Regions from separate parts of the Homo sapiens genome. Here region 1 is linked to region 2. A link is a loop called in an ENCODE intact Hi-C map of the cell type or tissue named here. Cell type or tissue: heart right ventricle. All regions are shown on one strand. Links, peaks and the distances in the headings refer to the core of each region. The heading gives the core; the rest is flanking DNA. Region 1 overlaps ACSBG2 (acyl-CoA synthetase bubblegum family member 2). Region 2 has its middle 20 kb from the start of MLLT1.

What was found. Peaks named below come from ENCODE experiments on the same cell type or tissue, not always from the same donor. Only the 100,000 strongest peaks of a DNase experiment are listed, where the experiment ranks them.
Region 1: a loop joins it to region 2, with 12 times the contacts of the local background. A loop is called at or near these places in 46 of 110 quality-filtered maps.

The regions. Positions count from the first base shown.
Region 1 is chr19:6,161,807-6,170,136 of GRCh38, reverse strand. ACSBG2 (acyl-CoA synthetase bubblegum family member 2) reads right to left here. Exons shown (of 15, transcript NM_030924.5): 7 at 4,122-4,271. All of the region lies in intron 2 of LOC105372255 (a long non-coding RNA gene), which reads left to right. Among named protein-coding and RNA genes, the nearest start is that of ACSBG2, 30 kb to the right of the region's middle. In heart right ventricle, for the core only: a CTCF peak has its summit at 4,007 (motif pointing left); a DNase peak (open chromatin) is centred at 3,976; H3K27ac peaks cover 85 bases.
Region 2 is chr19:6,296,011-6,304,340 of GRCh38, reverse strand. No RefSeq gene overlaps it. Among named protein-coding and RNA genes, the nearest start is that of MLLT1, 20 kb to the right of the region's middle. In heart right ventricle, for the core only: a CTCF peak has its summit at 4,384 (motif pointing right); a DNase peak (open chromatin) is centred at 4,376; H3K27me3 peaks cover 126 bases.

The sequences.
Region 1 (8,330 bases), core at 12-8,011, 130 kb after region 2:
TCACCACTGCTATTCAACATAGTACTAGAAGTCCTAGCCAGAGCAATCAGGCACAAGCAAGAAATAAAAGATGTATGAATAGGAAAATAGGAACAGAGGAAGTCAAATTATCTCTGTTCACCAATGATATGATTCTACATCTAGAAAACCCTAAAGATTCCTCCAAAACACTCCTAGATAAATGACTTCAATAAAGTTTCAGGATACAAAATCAATGTACAAAAATCAGTAGCATTTCTATATACCAATATTCTTAAAGTTGAAAACCAAATCAAGAATTCAATCCCATTTACAGTAGCTACACAAAAAATAAAATACCCACAGACACATTTAACCAAGGAGATGAAAGACTTCTACGAGAATAACTTTTCAAAACATTGATGAAAGAAATCACAGATGACACAAATGGAAAAGCATTCCATGCTCATTGACAGGAAGAATCAACATTGTTAACATGACCATACTGCCCAAAGCAATCTACAGATTCATCACAATTCCTATCAAATTACCAATATGATTTTTCACATAATTATATAAAACAATTCTAAAATTTATATGGAACCAGAAAGCCCAAATAGAGCAATCCTAAGCAAAAAGAACACAGCTAGAGGCATCACATTATCTGACTTCAAATTATACTACAAGGCTATAGTAACTAAAACAGCATGGTACTGGTACAAAAATAGGCACAGAGATCAATGGAACAGAATAGAGAACTCAAAAATTAAGCCACACACAACCAACTGATTTTTGACAAAGTCAACAAAAATAAACAATGGGGAAGGACATCCTATTCACTAAGTGGTGCTGGGAAAACTGGCTAGCCATGTGCAGAAGAATGAAGAAACTAGAAGAAAACCTAGGAAAAATTCTTCTGGACATTGGGCTAGGCAGAGAATTTATGACTAAGACCACAAAAACAAATACAACAAAACCAAACATGGACAATTGGGACTTAAGAGCTTCTGCACAGCAAAAGAAACAATTAACAGAGTAAAGACAACCTACAGAATAGGAGAAAATATTTGCAACTGTGCATCAATTAAAGGACTAATATTGGCCAGGCGCCATGGCTCACGCCTGTAATTCCAACACTTTGGGAGGCTGAGGTGGGTGGATCACTTGAAGTCAGGAGTTCGAGACCAGCCTGCCCAACATAGCGAAGCCCCACCTCTTCTAAAAATACAAAAATTAGCCAGGTGTGGTGGTGGGTGCCTGTAATCCCAGCTGCTTGGGAGGCTGAGGCAGGAGAATTGTTTAAACCTGGGAGGTGGACATTGCAGTGTGCCGCGATAGTGTCACTGTACTCCAGCCTGGATGACAGAGCAAGACTCTGTTTCAAAAAAAATAAAAATAAAAAAGGACTAATATTCAGAATCTATAAGGAACTTAATAAGAAAAAAACCAGCCCCTTTAAAAAGTGGGCAGTCTTGCTCCAGGATCTATGCTCATAATGCCTGTGCTAGGAGAATGTCTTACCACACATGCAGCCACTAGGAGCATAAATACTAGCCAGCATAGAGGGGAATATCCTGTTTAATCAGATTTCCCTCATTCATTCATTTCCCAAAAGTGGATTGAGTCCTCCTGCTCATCAGGCACTGCAGTTACAGTAGTGAATAAGACAGAAAACCCCTGACCTCAAGGAGCTGATGTTCCTGATAAACAAATGAGCATATAATATGACAGTGTCAAAATTTTCTAAGGAAGAAAAAAAGTAGCCAAATGGGAATTAGGTAGTAATGGGGTGGTTTATTGTTTGCTATTTCAAACATGGAAGTTAGGGAGGGCTTCACTGAGGAAGTGACACTGAGCAGAGACCCACCCGAAGGAGGGGAGGGAACAAGCTGTGTGGAAAAATACTTCCCACGGAGCTCATGCAAAGACCAAGAGGCAGGACGTGTCTGGTGTGTTGGAGGAACAGCAAGGAGGACCATGTGGCTAGAACAGAGTGAGCAAGGGGGAGAGAGGGAGGAGAGGAGAGGAGAAGGGAGATGGGGCTAGGCTTGCAGTGCCTTGTGGGCCTCAGGAGACTTGGGCTTTTACCTGGAGGGAAGTGGGAGCCATGGAGGGCTGCAGACAGAGGAGGATTGGGACTTGACTCAGGTGCTCACAGGCACTCTCTGGTGGCTGTAGAGAGGATAGACTGGGGGTGGGGGTGAGGGTGGGAGTTGGGTGGGAGGCGGGTAACCGGATGGGGTGGAAGCAACCACACAGGTCCAGGGGAGCGATGATGGAGACTGGGCCAAAAATAATTTTTCTCTATCATGCATCATACAATTGAGTCCAAGGGCTTCTGTAATGTCTGAACTTTTAATTTGTACTCCCGTGATTTATTGCCAAACTTGAAGCCTGCTTTCCTTGTTGTTATAGCAAAATATATTTATGCATCAAATTTTACAGGAAGCCAAGTTTTAATTTACATATAGACCTTAGTCCTGGGCCCGTGATATTGCTCAGACAGACAGTGTGGGAGAGTAAAAACCATAGTTGTAGAAAAATCAGAAAACTTCTAAGAGGCCTTGAGCTAAGATGCAGGAGGAGGAAAGGAGTTCTGCTGAAGGAGACAGTGTTGGCAAAAGATTTGGATTCATGTTAAAATGAGAAATTCAGAGAAGATTTCCAGGGTGTGGATCTAGGATCGGGACCTCCAGACCCAGGGGGATGATCCTAGCTCCACACCTTGCTATACAGCACTAGCTGAGACAGTGTATTAAGGGAGTGGAGGCTGACTTTTGCAATCTTCCATTGCTGACCTTCCATGGGCCAGGCCCTCTGCCAGAATTGGGCCCTCTACTCTCCCCATTTTACAGTTGGGCAAACTGACACACAGTTTGGTGATGTCATATGACCAATGTCACACCAGCTTACATGGTTACTTACAAGTAGCAAAGCCAGGATTCCAACACTGAGGTGGTCAGACACCAGTGTGTGCTGGTAACTATTACCCTAGGCTGAGGGGGGGCAGGGAAGCATTTATAAGAATGCTTTTATAGAAATTCTTCATTTAAAAACCAGCAGGCCAGGTGTGATTGCATGCACCTGTAGACCCAGCTACTTGGGAGGCTGAGGCAGAAGGATCACTTGAGCCTGTTGAGTCTGAAGCTTAAGTGCATGATGATTGTGCCTGTGAGTAGTCACTGCACTCCAGCCTGGGCAACATGGTAAGAACCCATCTCTAAAAACAGTGTAAAAACAGACCAGGTGCTGTGGCTCACGCCTGTAATCCCAACACTTTGGGAGGCCGAGGCAGGCAGATCACTTGAGGTCAGGAGTTTGAGACCAGCCTGGTCAACGTGGTGAAACTCCATCTCTACCCAAAATACAAAAAATTAGTTGGATGTGGTGGCACTGGCTTGTAGTCCCAGATACTCAGGAGGCTGAGGCACGAGAATTGCTTGAACCCAGGAGGCAGTGGTTGCAGTGAGTGGAGTGCCACTGTACTCCAGCCTGGGGCACAGAGCCAGACTCGGTCTCAAAAAGCAAAACAAAACAAAACACACACACAACTGAAAAATAAAGTAGGCTGGGCGTGGTGGCTCATGCCTGTAATCCCAGCACTTTGGGAGGCCAAGGCGGTGGATCACCTGAGGTCAGGAGTTCAAGACCAGCCTGGCCAACTTGGTGAAACCCTGTCTCTAATAAACATACAAAAATTAGCCAGGCATGGTGGCGGGTGCCTGTAATCCCAGCTACCTGGGAGGCTGAGGCAGGAAAATCACTTGAACGGAGGCAGAGGTTGCAGTGAGCCAAGATTGCGCCACTGCACTCCAGCCTGGGCGACAGAGGGAGACCCCATCTCAAAACACACACACACACACACACACACACACACACACACACACACACACACACAACCTTCCTGACTCACACAGAGGAATCATTGTCTGCTGGGTGCATACCCTGCCAGACATTTTTCTGCTTTTGACATGGCCAGCATTCCTTGATCTCAATCACTGCACTCTGCTGCCCCCTAGTGAAGCAACTACGCTACTCTCTAACCCCCAATGGTGAAGGAGCCACACTGCGTACTAGACCCTGGAATGCCACCCTGCCCCTGGAAGCCAACAAGAGAAACAGCCCAAAGGCCACCACTCCAGAGCAAAGGGACTTTGGCGTACGTTGTCATGACTGAGCATCACTCCCTTGGGTATGCCTGTGGTCCCTGAAGTGTAGATGAGCACTGCGCATTGATTCGCCTTCTGGCTCTCGATGACCTGCTCCAGTTGGGTGTCAGGGATACTTCTGCCAAGTTCCATGAAATCATCCCACTGTGGACAGAAAAGACAAGCGGAGGATGAGAAGGCAGTCGGGAGTCCTCTCACCCAGCCAGACCTCGTCCTATCAGCTTTTCCTAAAGAATGATCCTCAGCAGGTGGAAGGGCTTAGGATGTGCCAGTCCTGGCACCTCTTACAAAAGTCCCAAGATCTCTGCTTCCAGTTCTGCCACTTCCTCGCAGCGTCACCAAGCCACTTAAGCTCCCTGTGCCTCAGTTTCCTCATTTGTAAAATGGGAATGATGTCAGGACGCAACTCCTTGGGTTGTTCTAAGCAGTAAGAGAGTTAATATATGCAAAGTGCTCAGAATAGTAGTTGGCAGGTGGTAAGTGTTCTACGGAGTTAGGTATTATTTGTTCGCTGCCTTCCCAAATTCCACTCCCCACTCTACTTCTTAGTCACCAATTGGATGGGGCTGACTTCACCCACAGATCTGGAAGTCAACCCTAATTGGCTCAAACTGTTCTATCAGCCTGGGTTATGGTGATTGGATCAAGTCTGGACATGTGACCTCAAGTGGTCCAATCATAATGAAGATGAAGACTTTACCTGGGAATTCTGAGACACAGACTGTGTATGTGAATGAGTCAAGATGTAGCTCTAGGAGCTGCTGAACCATCTCAGGACTATGTGAGAAAGCAAGGCTGGAGCGGAGCCAAGAAATAGAGAAAGGAAAATAGAGCCTGGGCACATTCTTTGAGCCCCTGGTTCCAGCCATGCCTGAAATCCACGCCCTGAACTGTAGTTGCATGGTCCAACAGATTATCTTTTTGTTTGTTTGTTGCTTAAGCCATTTGGGGTCAGACTTTTGTCACTTACGACCAAAGGCATCCTTATTGATAATTGATGCATTGCCTCACTCTGGCAGGTGAAGAAGCTGAGGCTCAGGGGTGGTAGATTACTTGCCCAAGGCAGATTACTTAAGGCAAGTGAAGAGAGGAGCTAGCATTCAAACCCAAGGTCTGACTCCAGAGCCTGTGCTCTTAACTATGACAGAATTCGGTGCCGCAAAGTGAACTCTTGGGTTGTATCGACTGAGCATCACATGGGATCTGCAGAAATTCTACCATTGAACCCCCAACAAAGCACTGGATGAGGGTGATGCGCTGACTTAAAGATGGAGGCCCCTCGGCCAGGCACGGTGGCTCACACCTGTAATCCCAGCACTGGGAGGCTGAGGTGGGCGGATCACGAGGTCAGGAGTTCAAGACCAACATGGCCAGCATGGTGAAACCCCATCTCTACTAAAAATACAAAAATTAGCCGGGTGTGGTGGCAGGCGCCTGTAATCCCAGCTCCTCAGGATGCTGAGGCAGGAGAATCGCTTGAAATGGGGAGGTGGAGATTGCAGTGAGCCAAGATCACGCCACTGCACTCCAGCCTGGGCAACAGAGTGAAACTCCATCTCAAAAAAAAAAAAAAAAGGCCCCTCAAAGTCCTCTACAGATGGCCAGTGTTGCCTGAAACCTGCCCAGGGTGATGCTGGCTTCATCTGAGCAGGCAAAGCCCTTTGCCCAGATAATCTGTAACAAGGTAGGGCAAGGGTGAGAGGAAGAGCACACACAAGCCCTCTGGGGGAACCTGTCCTTTCTCAGAGATGCCCCTAGGTCTCCCTACAAAGGGTGTTCCTTCAAAGGCCGGTAGAAGACCCCCGGCTTCCACAGCCACAAATGACTGGATTGGGATGGGCACCAGACCCATGCTGGTCCAATCCAATCCCCTGTCTTGGAGATCTGGGTTGGTCCTCAGTCTGTTGGGCACACAGATGCCAAGCATCACAACTGGCACAGTTCATTGTCTTACTCGGCCATTTTCCTTCCCAAATGTCACAGTCCACTTTCTCAGTCTCATTCGTTTTTGCTCATTTCTGGGTCCTAAACTAAATCTTTTTCTTTCTTTCTTTCTTTTTTCTTTTGAGACAAGAGTCTTGCTCTGTCACCCAGGCTGGAGTGCAATGGCGTGATCTCAGCTCACTGCAACCTCCACCTCCCAGGTTCAAGTGATCCTCTTTAGCCTCCCGAGTAGCTTGGACAGGCATGCACCACCACGCCTGGCTGTTTTTTTTTTTTTTTTTTGTATTTTATTTTATTTATTTGTTTATTTGGAGACAGAGTCTTGCTCTGTCGCCCAGGCTGGAGTGCAGTGGCGTGATCTCCGCTCACTGCTCTTGGCTCACTGCAACCTCTGCCTCTTGGGATCAAGTGATTCTCCTCTCTCAGCCTCCTGAGTAGCTGAGACTACAGGTGCGTGCCACCACGCCCGGCTAATTTTTGTATTTTTAGTAGAGGTGGGGTTTCACCATATTGGTCAGGATGGTCTCGAACTCCTGACCTCAGGTTATCCACCCACCTCGGCTTCCCAAAGTGCTGGGATTACAGGCATGAGCCACCACACCCAGCCTTTTTTTTTTTAGATGGAGTCTCGCTCTTTCGCCAGGCTTGAGTGCAGTGGCACTATCTCGGCTCACTGCAACCTCCGCTTCCCGGGTTCAAGTGATTCCCCTGCCTCAGCCTCCTGAGCAGCTGGGACTACAGGCGCATGCCACCATGCCCAGCTAATTTTTTGTATTTTTTAGTAGAGACGGGGTTTCACCATGTTGGCCAGGATGGTCTGTACCTCCTGACCTCATGATCTGCCCGCCTCAGCCTCCCAAAGTGCTGGGATTACAGGTGTGAGCCACTGTGCTTGGGCGATTATTATTATTATTATTATTATTATTATTATTATTATTATTATTTGTATTTTTAGTAGAGACAGGGTTTCTCCATGTTGGCCAGGCTAGTCTCGAACTCTTGACCTCAGGTTATTTGTCCACCTCAGCCTCCCAATTACAGGCATGAGCTACTGTGCCCAGCCTAAACAGAATCTTAAAATGGTAGGTTCTACTCTCCCTTGCAGAGGAGTAGATGCCCTTCTATGTGACTCTCCCCTATAAATTAGCGTCTTCAACCAGGGGTGATACTACTCCACCACCGCCCACCCTCCCCCCACCAGGGTATATTAGGCAGTGTCTGGAGACACTTTTGGTTGTTTCAAGTGGGAGGCAGGGGATATATTCCTGGCATCCAGTGAGTGGAGGCCAGCAATGCAGCTCAACATCCTACAGGGCGTCGGACAGCTCCTTAGAGAATTACCTGCCCCAAATGTCAACAGCAAGGAGGTTGAGAAACCCTGCTGTAAGTGTTATTGCTAACAAAGTAGTCTTTTAAGTTATCCGAGACTTAAGACTGTTGCTGTAGTGGTCACTTTGAACCTCTAAAAAGTTTGTAATTTTTTTTTTTTTTTTTTTTTTGAGACGGAGTCTTGCTCTGTTGCCCAGGCTGGAGTGCAGTGGCGCGATCTCAGCTCACTGCAAGCTCCGCCTCCTGGGTTCACGCCATTCTCCTGTCTCAGCCTCCCGAGTAGCTGGGACTACAGGCGCCCACCACCACGCCTGGATAATTTTTTTGTATTTTCAATAGAGACGGGGTTTCACCGTGTTAGCCAGGATGGTCTCGATCTTCTGACCTCGTGATCCGCCTGCCTCGGCCTCCCAAAGTGCTGGGATTACAGGTGTGAGCCACTGGCGCCCGGCCTTTTTTTTTTTTTTTTTTTGAGACAGAGTCTCACTCTGTTGCCAGGCTGGAGTGCAGTGGTGTGATCTCGGCTCACTGGAACCTCCGCCTCCCGGGTTCAAGCGATTCTCCTGCCTCAACCTCCTGAGTAGCTGGGACTACAGGCACGTACCACCATGCCCAGCTAATTTTTGTATTTTTAGTAGAGACGGTGTTTCACCATGTTGACCAGGATGGTCTCGATCTCCTGAGAAGTCTGCAATTCTAATTGGTTGTCTTAGTCATTGTTATAACAAATTTTGGCTTGGGTATAAATAAAATATTTAAACTTAATGTTGTTAGTTTTAACATAATTTTCAACTTTTTAGTATATTGTTTAATTATCTTAATGTTCTTGGGAAAAAATTAATAACAAAATGACTGATTTTTTTTAGCCACCAGTTTTGGTGGTGATTTGTTGCCCAGCAGTAATTAGCCAGAACAGACACTGTTCATTAA
Region 2 (8,330 bases), core at 154-8,153:
GCAAAGACTTTTGGCCAGGCTCAGTGTCTCATGCCTGTAATCCCAACATTTTGGGAGGCTGAGGTGGGAGGATTGCTTGAGCCCAGGAGTTCAAGACCAGCATGAGCAACACAGCAAAACCTCCTCTCTATGAAAAATTTAAAAAAAATTAGCTGGGTGTGGTGGCATGAGCCTGTAGTCCCAGCTACTTGGGAGGCTGAGGTGGAGGATGGCTTGAGTCCAGAAAGTGGAGGTTGTGCCACTGCATTCCAGCCTAGACACATAGTAAGAGGTTCTTATCTGGGGTCCCTGGATGGGTTTCAGCGTCCACAGACCACTTGACATTGTGTGCAAAAGATGGGTGTTTGGGCATACAATCTAGGTGCCTGGAGTGCATCACTTTAGATAAATGAGAATACTCTCATTTTATAGATGTGGCTCAGAGAGGGCAAGTGACTTGCCTAAGGCCACACATCGTGGACTTGAACCCAGTCCGTCCTTTTCCAAAGCTCTTTGCACTACAGTGAGACAGTAGTGGGACTGAACTTGGATTCCTGGTCATCTGCTTCCGAGTCCTTCTTCCTTTCTTGTTCTAGAAGCCAGAGGTTTTTCACTTGTGGCTCCAGGATGGATCATGGTGGTAGGAAGAGGTGGGGTTGAGGATGTCTGTAAACTTGTAAAATCATCTGCAAAATGTTGTGTGTCTTGGTGTATTTGGGGGAGAGGAGCTGTGATTCCGTGACAGCCCCTGAAGAGGTGTTTGACCACCCAAAGAGTTGAGAACCTCAGTTAAAAATCTTCTTGGGGAGGGTGGCTGAGCACAGTGGCTCACGCCTGTAATCCCAGCACCTTGGGAGGCTGAGGTGGGCAGATCTCGAGGTCAGCAGATGGAGACCATCCTGGCTAACGTGGTGAAACCCCATCTCTACTAAAAATATAAAAAATGAGGCAGGCATGGTGGCCGGCGCCTGTAGTTCCAGCTACTCAGGAGGCTGAGGCAGGGGAATGGCGTGAACCTGGGAGGCAGAGCTTGCAGTGAGCCGAGATCACCCCACTGCACTCCAGCCTGGGCGATACAGCGAGACTGCGTCTCAAAAAAAAAAAAAAATTAGCCAGGCTTGGTGGCACGTGCCTGTAGTCCCAGCTACTCGGGAGGCTGAGGCAGGAAAACTGCTTGAACCCGGGAGACAGAGGTTGCAGTGAGCCAAGATTGCGCCACTGCACTCCAGCCTGGGCAACAGAGCAAGACTCTGTCTCAAAAAAAAAAAAAAAAAGAATCAACAAACAAAATCTTCTGAGGGAGGAGGATAGAGAAGCGCCTGCCTCCTCCCCTGACCCCGTGGCTCTTCCTCTTCTTTGCCAGCTTATGTGGCCCGAGTGCAAAATCATTTAAAAAAAAATCCCGCTCTATCCCCAGTATCTGTCCTCTGGCTCCTGCTGGCCCCTCCTCACAGCCTCCTCTTGGGGCATGAACGTAGCCGATGAGCAAGAGGCCTGGGTAACCTCTGCCTCCCGGTTCAAGCGAGTCTTGTGCCTCAGCCTCCTGAGTAGCTGGGATTACAGGCACGTGCCACCACGCCTGGCTAATTTTTGTATTTTCAGTAGAGACGGGGTTTCACCATATTGGCCAGGGTGGTCTCGAACTCCTGACCTCATGATCTGCCCACCTCGGCCTCCCAATCCAGTCTGTAACTCTTTTTTTTTTTTTTTTTTTGAGACGCAATCTCACTTTGTAGCCCAGGCTGGAGTGCAGTGGCGTGATCTCGGTTCACTGCAAGCTCCACCTCCCGGGTTCACGCTATTCTCCTGCCTCAGCCTCCTATGTAGCTGGGACTACAGGCGCCCGCCACCACGCCCGACTAATTTTTTGTATTTTTAGTAGAGACAGGTTTCACCGTGTTAGCCAGATGGTCTCGATCTACTGACCTAGTGATCCACCTGCCTCGGCCTCCCAAAGTGCTGGGATTACAGGCGTGAGCCACCGTGCCCAGCCTCCAGTCTATAATTCTAACAAGCTACATGACCCTTGCACATCCTAGTCTCCATCAGGGAAGGTCTCTTGGTGACAAAGGACAAAATATTCAACCCCAACTGCCTGAAATCACAAATGGACAATCAGCATATATACTTTTTTTTTTTTTTGAGACAGGATCTCTGTTGCCTAGACTGGAGTGCAGTGGTGCGATCTTGGCTCACTGCAACCTCCACCTCCTGGGTTCAAGCAATTCTCATGCCTCAGCCCCCGAAGCAGCTGGGATGACAGGCACCCACCACCATACCCGGGTAATTTTTGTATTTTTAATAGAGACAGGGTTTTACCATGTTGGCCAGGCTGGTTTTGAACTCCTGACCTCAGGTGATCCGCTTAATCAGGAAGGTCTGTTGGTGAAAAAGGACAAAATATTCAACCCCAACTGACTGAAATCACAAACGGACAATCAGCAATATGTACTTTTGTTTGTTTATTTGAGACAGAGTCTTGCTCTGTCACCCAGGCTGGAGTGCAGTGGCACAATCTCGGCTCACTGCAACCTCTACCTTCTGGGTTCAAACAATTCTTCTGCCTCAGCCTCCTAAGTAGCTGGGACTGCAGGTGCATGCAAGCATGCCAGCTAATTTTTGTATTTTTAGTAGAGGTGGGGTTTAACCATGTTGCCCAGGCTGATCTGGAACTCCTGAGCTCAGGTGATCTGCCCACCTCAGCCTCCCAAAGTGCTGGGATTATAGGCGTGAGCCACTGTGCCTGGCCAGCATATCTACTTTTGAAGTTCAGCCCCAGGCTGCAGACCTGGCTGGGTCCAGGCTTCAAATGATGTCACCAGGGCCAGGCTCTCTTCGTCCCTCTGGCTGGCTTCATGGGTGGGAGCGGCCACCAGGAGGGCTAGGCTGCCTTCTTTCCAAGTTTAAAAGTGAACTCAAAAGCTCCAAGCACAGGCTGGGCTTGGTGGCTCATGCCTGTAATCCCAGTGTTTTGGGAGACCGAGGTGAGAGGATTTTTTGAGACCAGCCTGGGCAACATAGCGAGAACCTGTCTCTACAAACAAATTAAGAATTAGCCAAGCATGGTGGTGTACACCTGTGGTCTTAGCTACTTGGGAGGCTGAGGCAGGAGGATCGCTTCATGAGCCAGGGAGGTTGAGGCTGCAGTGAGCCATGATCACACCACTGCACTCCAGCCTGAGTGACAGAGTGAGACCCTGTCTGAAAAAAAAAAAAAAAAAAGAAAAAGAAAAAAGGGCTGGAGCAGTGGCTCACGCTTGTAATCCTAGCACTTTGAAAGGCCAAGGTGAGTAGATTGCCTGAGATAAGGAGTTCGAGACCAGCCTGGGCAACATAGTGAAACCCCATCTCTACTAAAATACAAAAAATTAGCTGGGCATGGTGTCACACACTTGTGATTCCAGCTACTCGGGAGACTAGGGCAGAAGAATCGCTTGAACCCAATTGGCGGAGGTTGCAGTAAGCTGAGATTGTACCACTGCCCTCCAAACTGGACGACAGAGTGAAACTGTCTCAAAAAAAAAAATGCTGGGTGCAGTGGGCTTATGCCTATAATCCCAGCACTTTGGGAGGACAAAGCGGGCAGACCACCTGAGGTCAAGAGTTCGAGACCAGTCTGGCCAACATGGTGAAACCCTGTCTCCACTAAAAATACAAAAAATTAGCCGGGTGTGGTGGCACACACTTGTAATCCCAGCTATTCAGGAGGCTGAGGCAGGAGAATCACTTGAACCCAGGAGGCAGAGGTTGCAGTGAGCTGAGATCACGCCACTGCATTCCAGCCTGGGTGACAAGAGCAAAACTCTGTCAAAATAATAATAATAATAATAATAATAATAATAATAATAATAATAGCAGCTCCAGGCACACATGAAGATGCTCAATATCATTGTTGTTAGGGAAATGAAAATCACTGGTCAGGCACAGTGGCTCACAACTGTATTCACCACACTTTGGGAGGTCAAGGTTGGCGGATCACCTGAGGTTAGGAGTGCAAAACCAGCCTGGCCAACATGGTGAAACCCCATCTCTACTAAGAATACAAAGTTTAGCCGGGCATGGTGGTGGGCACCTGTAATCCCAGCTACTCGGGAGGCTGAGGCAGGAGAATCGCTTGAACCCAGGAGGCGGAGGTTGCAGTGAGCCGAGATCACACCACTGCACTCCAGACTGGGCGACAGAGCCAGACTCCATCTCAAAAAAATATATACTTATGTATGTGTATTGCAACAGGTGGCTGTGTGTGTACTTTTGTGGCAGGCAGCAAACTGGGAGCTTACAGGAAACAGGTTGGAGGCCAAAAGGAATTCCAAAAAGTACCCAAAAGAGGGCTGGACCGTCTACTAGGCAAAATAAAAAGGGAACACTCAACGTTGTTCCCGGGGTGCAAATAAAGTGAACCACTAGAGGGCGGTAGAGACTTAACGTATTAACAGTAACAGTTCCGTTATGGACCAAAAGCAAGACCAGAACATCCAAAATGTTACTTTCTTTGGAGTTCAAGACCAGCCTGGGCAACATAGGGAGACCCTATCTCTACAAAAAAAAATTTTAAAAATTAGCTGGATGTGGTGGCACATGCCTGTGGTCCCAGCTACTGGGGAGGCTGAGGTGGGAGGATTGCTTGAGCCCGGGAGGTTGAGGCTGCAGTGAGCTATGATTGCGCCATTGCACTCTAGCCTGGGTGACTAGATTTAAAAATCTAGGCTGGGCGTGGTGGCTCACGCCTGTAATCCCAGCACTTTGGGAGGCCGAGGCGGGAGGATCACGAGGTCAGGAGATCAAGACCATTCTGGCTAACATGGTGAAACCCCATCTCTACTAAAAATACAAAAAATTAGCTGGGCGTAGTGGCGGGCGCCTGTAGTTCCAGCTACTCGGGAAGCTGAGGCAAGACAATGGCGTGAACCTGGGAGGTGGAGCTTGCAGTGAGCCGAGATCGCGCCACTGCACTCCAGCCTGGGTGACAGAGCGAGACTCCGTCTCAAAAAAAAAAAAAAATCTAAAAAGTTGAAGGGCTACAAGTACAGTTTGTCACATGCATATATTGCATAATGGTGGTCTTGGCTTTTCGTGTATCCATCACCTGAATAATATACTTTGTATCTGTTATACAATTTTTCATCACTTTCTCTCCTTCCATCCACCCCCCCCGCCCACCCAATGTCTATCATTCTACACTCTACACCCATGTGTACACATTATTTAGATACCACTTATAAGTGAGAATGTATAGCATTTGACTTTCTTTCATCCATCTCCAGAACTTTCTCATCTTCCCAGCATGAAACTGTCCCCATGAAACACTCACTCCCCAGCACCCTCCCCTGCTCCTGGCATCCACCAGCCTATTTTCTGTTTCTATGAATCTGTTGACTTGAGGGACCTCTGTTGACTCCTAGGAGAGGAGTGGAATCACACAGGATTTGTCCTTTTGTGTCTGGCTTATTTCACTTAGCATAATGTCTTCAGGGTTCATAGATACAAGGTCTTGCTCTATTACCCAGCCTGGAGTGCAGTGGTGCCATTGCAGAATTCTTGGGATGGTGTCACTTTTCTGGCTGTAAACCTCTGTGGCTGGTGGCATCTTTGCCTGAGTTTTGCTCAGGCCCACTGGGCTCATTCTGCCCACTTGACCTGGCAGGCTACACTCGGCTCTTGCTACCAGCCTGGATCCCACACCTGCCAAGGGTGTGCCAGGTGTGGAGTGGCAAGGGGTGTGTGTTCAAGCAAGCATGGGGTCTAGCCCCTGTGCACAGTCAGACACACCGGCTGCTGCAGCAGGGTGAGCAGCTCCAGGTGCCGGCATGGGCACTGGCTCTCTGCAAGGCTGCGGCTTGGCCAGGTGCACCACAAGTAGCGTCCATGGCTGCCACCAGGGACCATGGTGGAGCCCAGAAGCTTGGAGACTCCAAGCTTCATGCTGGGCCTCAAAGAGGGAGTCACTGCCCTGGCTCAGGGAGCTCCCAGGTCTAGGCTTTCTGAAGGGCTGGAGCTCTTCTCTCCTTCTCATTACCATCAACACGGCAAGCAAGGGGCGTGTTTCAGCCCTGTTTGTGTTATAGCTCTTCCAGTCCTGCCATTCGGCAGGTCCCAAGCTCTTGTCCTGCGCCCAAGAAGAATGAGGTACACGGACAAGTGGAGGGTGAGCAAGGTGAAGAGGAGCTTTATTGAGCAACAGAATAGCTCAGAAAAAAAAAAAAAAAGGCCCTGGAGTGGGTAGATCCTCTCTGTAGCTAGTCGTCATGTCAAGTGCTCAGCTCTCAGCAGAGAGGAGGCCCTGGAGTGGGTTGCTTCTCTTTGCAGCTGGTCATCCCTATATCTGTCTAGCTATGGCTGAGCCCAGGGCTTTGATGGGCCTCAGAGGGGAGGAAGTCCATGCTGATTGGTCCATGGGCAGCCTGGAAAAGGCACCACAAGTTCCCACTCTGGTCTGTGGGACTGGCAGCCTGGCCCCCAGGCTTCAGGGCCTCCCTGGCTTGAAGGTGGGACCTCACCGGGGATCCACCCCCTTCCACCCAGGAACCTGTCTGCCTCCTGCTGCTGTTCGTGGTGATGAGGCTATAGATGCCAAGGGGCACCTGCAGGTCAGCACCAAGCTGCCCTCAACCCCTCCCTCAGCTTCCTTCCTATGCTCATCAGCACCCAAGGTCCAGAGGGGGCTGAGGCAGCAGGGGACTGGAGTGTCACCACTGCCCCAAGCATGTGCACACCCAGCTGGGCTGTGACAGTGCCTGGGCTTGGCCCCAACTTTGCTCTGAGACTGGAATGGGTGCCAACAGCAGGGAGAAGCCAGGCAGTGGGAGCAGGCATTTCCAAGCCTGCGAGGGCAGGGAAACCTTCCTGGGACCCCAAGAGTGCAGGGATGCCTGGGTACACAGCCTCTGTTTGGGTGGCTGCAGCTGCATTGGGGGTGTGTGCGACTCCTGTTTACTCTGTGGAGTGGGAGGCCCGGCTCTGCAGCTGTGGTTTGGGCAGCTGCAGCTGCACCTGGAGAGATCTCATCCCAACTCAGGAGGGGCGGGACTCCTGCTTGGCCCTGCCACAGCCATCAAACTCCCCTCTGAAGAGGTACGTCTAACTGCTGTTAGGGTAGGGATGATGACTATTCTTTTTTTTTTTTTTTCGGAGTTTCACTCTTGTTGCCCAGGCTGAAGTGCAGTGGTGCAATCTTGGCTCACTGCAATCTCTGCCTCCCGGGTTCAAGCAACTCTCCCACCTCAGCTACCCAAGTAGCTGGGACTACAGGCGCGTGACACCACACCCGGTTAATTTTTGTATTTTTAGTAGAGACGGGGAATCACCATGTTGGCCAAGCTGGTCTTGAATTCCTGACCTCGTGATCCACCTGCCTCGGCCTCCCAAAGTGCTGGGATTACAGGCGTGAGCCACCGAGCCTGGCTGGATGATGGTCATTCTTAACTGCTTCATGCTGACAGGGGGCATTGTTTTCAGAAAAATGGCAGTCAGATTTTCCCTCGGGGGCCTATCTAAGGGCTCCCAGTAAAAGGGAGTCATCGTCTGAGGCTCCATTTGCATCACCATTTGGAGTTTGACAGTCTGTCCCTTTAGTTTCTTCTGAGCTGCAGTCAGAGATCACTGATTGGTTCACTCCTACAAATGTCAAAAGCTACAATAGCTGGAAAGAAAAGCTTCCTTGATTCTGAAAAACAAAACAAGGGATCAGCAATGTTCCAAGCAAAAAATCAAGAATGATTACTTTGGTCTTCCATTAGTTCAATTCACCCAGTCAACTCCTGTTCACAATCTCCAAAGTTATCAGAAACCTGCACTTGAGGTCTATAATCCACCCTTTGAAGAAGATCAAAACAAGACAACAGCCGGGCGTGGTGGCTCACGCCTGTAATCCCAGCACTTTGGGAGGCTAAGGTGGGCGGATCATGAGGTCAGGAGATTGAGACCATCCTGGCTAACACGGTGAAACCCCGTCTCTACTAAAAATACAAAAAATTAGCCAGGCATGGTGGCGGACGCCTGTAGTCCCACCTACTCGGGAGAGGGAGGCAGGAGAATGGCGTGAACCCGGGAGGCGGAGCTTGCAGTGAGCCAAGATCACGCCACTGCACTCCAGCCTGGGCAACAGAGCGAGACTCCATCTCAAAAACAAACAAACATAAAAAACAAGACAACAATTGCCTATGAATGTCAAAATGTCCTAGGGTAGTCACAGTCAAAATCATGATTGACAAAGAAATTTGGTAACCACTGTGGTCTACAATAACCTAACATAATAACCCTAATTATGATTCATAACACTTTCTCAGACGTCAGAACTTTAGAAATCCCATACAATTTTGGAATACACATTAACATTATTCACTGAAATGCAA